Linked DNA regions of Homo sapiens: region 1 is linked to region 2. Evidence: read pairs that join two places in POLR2A ChIA-PET (ENCODE). Cell type or tissue: CD4-positive, alpha-beta T cell. All regions are shown on one strand. Each heading gives the region's core, and the rest is flanking DNA. Links, peaks and the distances in the headings are about the cores only.

Evidence for each region. Peaks named below come from ENCODE experiments on the same cell type or tissue, not always from the same donor. Only the 100,000 strongest peaks of a DNase experiment are listed, where the experiment ranks them.
Region 1: POLR2A ChIA-PET joins it to region 2 with 12 read pairs; 3 of 35 experiments call an interaction of 5 or more read pairs at or near these places.

What each region holds. Positions count from the first base shown.
Region 1 is chr17:47,333,525-47,336,445 of GRCh38, reverse strand. EFCAB13 (EF-hand calcium binding domain 13) reads right to left here. Exons shown (of 25, transcript NM_152347.5): 5 at 1,090-1,250. Among named protein-coding and RNA genes, the nearest start is that of EFCAB13, 11 kb to the right of the region's middle. In CD4-positive, alpha-beta T cell, for the core only: no CTCF peak of the experiment used is centred there; no DNase peak of the experiment used is centred there.
Region 2 is chr17:47,219,264-47,222,170 of GRCh38, reverse strand. It overlaps MYL4 (myosin light chain 4), which reads right to left. Exons shown (of 7, transcript NM_002476.2): 3 at 2,118-2,267; 4 at 316-489. Among named protein-coding and RNA genes, the nearest start is that of MYL4, 11 kb to the right of the region's middle. RefSeq lists enhancers at 127-782, 783-1,439. In CD4-positive, alpha-beta T cell, for the core only: no CTCF peak of the experiment used is centred there; no DNase peak of the experiment used is centred there; H3K27ac peaks cover 215 bases.

The DNA of each region.
Region 1 (2,921 bases), core at 226-2,725, 110 kb before region 2:
GTGGTGGTCGCCTATAATCCCAGCTACTTGGGAGGCTGAGGCAGGAGAATGGCTTGAACCCAGGAGGCGCAGCTTGCAGTGAGCCAAGATCGTGCCACTACACTCCAGCCTGGGCAACACAGCGAGACTCCATTTCAAAAAAAAAAAAAAAAATAGCCGAGTGTGACGGCGCACGCCTGTAGTCCCAGCTACTCAGGAGGCTGAGGCAGAAGAATCACTTGAACCCAGGAGGTGGAGGTTGCAGTGAGCCATGGCTGCGCCACTGCACTCCAGCCTGGGTGACAGAGTGAGGCTCCATCTCAAAAAAAAAAAAAAACTATTCAAATATCTTAATTTCATGGAAGACACAAAGCCAAGCCTAGAGGAAAGAACCTTCTGTTTCCTTCTTAAATTCTCTTTAAGACAAACTTAACAGACATATGGATAACTGTTCTCCTCTAACTAGAATCCTATGATTCCAGTTAGCTTATAGCTTACTTATAGGCTTCCACATGTGATATAGTTTGACTCTGTGTCCCTACCTAAATCTCATGTTGAATTGTAATCCCCAATATTGGGGGAGAGACCTGGTAGGAAGTGATTGGATCATGGGGGCAGATTTCCCACTTGTTGTTCTCATGATACTGAGTGAGTTCTCATGAGATCTGTTTGTTTAAAAGTATGTGGCACTTCCCTCTTCACTCTCCCTCCTGCTGGCCTTGTGAAGATATGCTTGCTCCCCCTTCCCCTTCCACCATGATTCTAAGTTTCCTGAGGCTTCCCCAGCCTCGCTTCCTGTAAAGTCTGCAGAACCATGAGCAATTAAACCTCTTTTATTTATAAATTACGTAGTCTCAAGTAGTTCTTTATAACAATGTGAGAACCAACTTAGACAACATGGAAGCCTATAGATGGCTGTGAGAGAAGTCAGAAAAAATGTAAGAACAGCTATTTAGGAGTTAAAATTATGCTACTGAAAGAATGACCACAAATATGCATGATCCTATACACATGGTACATTATGAGAACGCATAAGCCACAGCTACATTTTGGCATTCTTAACTTGCAAAAGTATAATTCAATAAAGTAAGTTCAGAGTTTTTAACTTACATTTTTTTATATTCTGGGCTCAAACTCCTAATTTCCGGTGAAATTTCCTTCTCTATTGTTTTAGAAAACTTGATGTATTTCTTGTGGTTAATAGTTCCTGATGACAAGTCAGTTGCAAAAGAATTAGAGCCATCATCTAATAAGTCAATATTTTCCTCTGCCTGGGGAATATAAGAGCCACAATCAAGCATGTCCTCTTTGCACATACATATTAAATATGACATTCTGGGTCAATCATTCATTTTAGATTGATATTCTTTCTCAAATAGTGCTACCGAAGAGAATTTTGTTGAAAAAGGTTTTACTCACTAATGTATTATTTTTCCAGATTCAGTACATACTCTAAATAACTCCAATTATCCTTAGTGCATTATACAGCTATAAAAGAACATCATTTATGAATATGTCTAACAGTTATTGCATCTAGCACTTTTTCTTTTTTTGAGACAGGGTCTCTTTTTGTTGCCTAGGGTGGAGTCCGTGGTGCAATCATGGCTCACTGCAGCCTTGACCTCCCAGGCTCAAGCAATTCTCCCACCTCAGCCTCCTGAGAAGCTGAGACCACAGACATGCACCATCATGCGTGGCTAATTTTTTATTATTCGTAGAGACGAGGTCTCCCTACATTGCCAAGGCTGGTCTCGAACTTCTGAGCTCAAGCAGTCCTCCCACCTCAGCCTCCCAAAGTGCTAGAATTACAGGCATGAGCTACCTCTCCCAGCCTGGATCTAGCTCTTAAGGCATCAAGGTACAAAAGTTTATCATACTCTTTGCCAAGAAAGATACAAAAGTTTATCATACTCTTTGCAAAGCAGTATTTTTATTATAAACATTAACTCGATTTTAGATACAAACTAAAGCCATGATCCATGAAAGAAATAATCGATAAGTTAAACTTCATTTAAAGCTTCTGCTCTGTGAAAGACACCATATCAAGACAATGAAAGGACAAGTCACAGACTGGGAGAAAATGTTTTCAAAAGACATATTTTATAAAGAACTGTCATCCAAAATATACAAAGAACTCTTAAAACATAATAAAAAAGAACTCAATTTTAAAATGAGCTAAAGACTTGAACAGACACCTCACCAAAGAAGATACACAGAAACATGGTAAATAATGATATGAAAAGAGGCTCAACATTATAATGGGATTAGGGAACTGCAAATTAAAAGGAAATACCATCATTACATACCTGTTAGAATGATGAAATTTTAACAAAAAAAAAACTATAAAACTTTGATAAAGGAAACTGAAGAAGACACAAATAAATGAGAAAATAGCCCAAGTTCATGGATTCAAAAAATTAATATTGTTTAAATGTCCATACTTTCCAATGATATCTACAGATTCAATGCAATTCCTCTCAAAATTCCGATGTCATTTTTCACAGAAATAAAAAAATCCTAACATTCATATGGAAACAGTAAACACCCCATATAGCCAAAGCAATCTTAAGCAAAAAGAACAAAGTTGGAGGCATCACACTTCCTAATTTCAAAACAGATGATAAAGCTATAGTAATCAAAACAGAATGTTACTGGCATAACCAATCAATAGGACACACCAATCAATAGGACAGGATAGGAAGCCTAGAAATTTTCCAAATATTTACAGTCAGCTGATTTTCAACAAAGGTGCCAAGTACACACAATGGGGAAAGAACAGTCTCTTCAATAAATGGCATTGGGAAAACTGGATATCCTTCTGCAGAAAAATGAAATTGGGACATTATCTCACACCATATACAAAAATCAATTTAAAATGCATTAAAGATTTAAACACAAGACCTAAAACTGTAAAGTTACAAGAAGATAGGGGAAAAGCTCTA
Region 2 (2,907 bases), core at 15-2,514:
GCTTCCAGAGCCTCAGTGTTTCAGGCAAAGACAAGGACAGAAGCCCTGAGTCCCACCTCTCAGGCCTCAGTAGTAAGCCCTGCTCTGCCAACCTGCTCTCCCCTCCTCTCCCAAACCCTGGTACCTGCTGAGCAAACCCAACTGGGAATGGTTGTTCTTGCAGAGCCCAGGGAGACAGGGCCTGGATCAGGTCATTATCCTCAGGATGCAAAGACCCTTGTATACCACCCCCCACCCAACCAGCATATGTCACCTTGGCACCTCCCACCCCTCCATTCCTCCCACTTGGTCTTCATCTCTGCCCAGCTGGCATACCCAGGGTGGCAAGGACGTGCCGAAGCTCAGCACCCATGACCGTGCCATTGCTCTCCTTGTCAAAGACACGCAGGCCCTCCACGAAGTCCTCATAGGTGCCCTGCTCCTTGTTGCGGGAAATGTGCTGCAGGATGGGCAAGAACGTCTCAAAGTCCAGCATCTTGACATTCATCTCTTCAGGCAGGCAGGGTAAAGAAAGAGAAATCAATGTGAGCAGGTGCTCAAGGGAGCAGAGGGTCAAGAGGGGGCCTCACCCCAAGTCTGACAGCACCCAGGGCTTGGGCTGCAGCCAATTCTGGGTGGTACACCCATTAGTGCTCCTAGAGGACACAGAGCTTCCCATCCAAGCAAGGTAGGGGACTGGGAGCTGGGGAGATGGTCTCAGGGGCCCTCTTTTCTCAGTGAAAGCAGTAGGATGGAAGGAAAAAGGAGCCCTCCACCCAGACCTCTAAGCACCAGGTGGCCAGCCAAGCGGAGGAGCTGAGGGTGGCAGCAGCAGGATGTGAGGGGTCTGAAGTGCCACGCGGCCCGGGCCTCACACTCAGTTTAGACCCTTGACGTGACAGACCTATAATCACAGGGGCAAACCAACAGGATTGAAAAAAGCAACGTTTGCATCACTCTGCATGGGGTCCCATCACTAGACCACACAGCTTGAAGCTACTCTGAATCAATAATTCTTATAAATTCACAGTTCTCTTGTGAATAGCATACTTCTCCCACATGGTAGTGTATTTAAAAGGCTTTAATTTAATAGAGGCAAACTATTTTTAAATATCACAAATGTGGGCATTTCTTTCTTTTATAAGCACACAGGACTTGCTTCTGACTTCTGAGATGCAAGCCCCTAGCCCTCTGGTCCTTTCCTGCCCACATCCTTCACCCCCGCGGTTACCTTCAGCCAGAGGAGAAGGGGGACGGGCCAGAACCAAGGGATGGGGAGGAAACCACTATGGGGCCCAGGAAGCCTCCAGAGACAGACCACCCTTGCTGAGAGGCTCACCCCACCCCAAACCCCGTGCCAACACCACTGAGGAGAAGCATGTGTGTGTGTTTTAGAGCAGCTGTTAACTTGACTGGCACACATGACAGACAACATTCACAAACAGGACACACTCCCTCACACCTCTTCTCATCTGCCGTAATGATTGACAGAGGCACAGCTCACATGAGTATGAACACTCAATGATCACACTTAGGAGCCACAAAAGAATCGTTTGCACCACTTTCTAAACACTTACTCACCATTCTAAACACTCACTCACCAAAACCTATTGAAATGCAAATGAATGAAAGAGGCAGCACGTAGAGCTAAGAATCTTGAAGCTGCTCTAATTTATACCAAACAATTTGCAAACGTCAGTACTCTAACCATTATTAGAAACAAATTGTTTGTAATACAGCTCGCGATGGCCACCACAGGATACCTCGGTGCTGTGACAGATGCCCCTCCTGAGAGCTCCTGGGCTGGGGAGTGGGAACCATCAGTTATCAGATTTCCAGATTCCCACTCAGCCTTCCTCAGACACTGAGGCAACAGAATGTGGCTCATGCCCCACAGGAGCTCCCAACCTCGTGAGGGAAACAAGCCCAGGCTACATTCCTCAAGGGTCACTTAAGTACGGGGACGTCTAGATAAATTCTCAAAATGGGACTAGGGTAAGCTGGGTAGGTGAGGCTGGTCCTGAGGGGCTAAAGCAGGAGAAGAGAGAGTGCAGATGGCAGAGAAGATCTGGACAAGGAGGAAGCCAAGGGGCTGCAAGCCTGACCCTGGGAGAGGTCTGCCATGCAGCCGCACTGACCTTCAGGCTTGGGCTTGCCCAGCACACGCAGCACCTCGGCATTGGTAGGGTTCTGGCCCAGGGCCCGCAGTACATCCCCGCACTGGCCGTAGGTGATCTTCATCTCTCCAGTCGGGGTCCGGTCAAACAATGAAAAGGCCTCTTTGAACTCTGTGGAGAGAAGACCCAGCTATACCTTCCAATCCCCAGTGAAGGTGGTGGCTGGTGGCCAATCAGCCTCCACCCAAGCTGAATAGCAGGTGAGTGTGGTTGTTAAAATATCCCAATATTTCGCTTTGTCCATTATCCCAGGCCGTCCCTCGAACCCGTCCTCATCCCATCTTCTGTCAACCAAAGAAGCAGCCTGGTGCCTCCACGACCCATTCCAGGGCTGGGACTGGGATCTCTTCTATTGCTTCGTTGTTATAAAATTCCAGTGTTGGGAGGCTGCGGCCCGAGAATCGCTTGAGCTCGGGAGGCAGAGGTTGCAGTCAGCCAAGATCGCACCACTGCACTCCAGCCTGGGTGACAGAGTGAAACTCCATCTTGAAACAAAAAAAAAATTCAGATGTCTCCCTGGCCTCCACCCCTCCCACCCACACATCCCGCTCTGGTGTAGGTGAGGTTCCTGACTCCTGAAATGACAGACAAGTGAAAACAGCACTGGCCCAGAAGTGAGGATTCCTAAATTCTCATCTTGGCTCTGCCTCAGAGTGCAGGATAAGCTGGGCTGGGTCTCAGCTTCATGTGCACACAAAGGGAGTGACAACTACACCCCACTCCCTGGGCCTGTCACTGTGAGAGCAAAGGG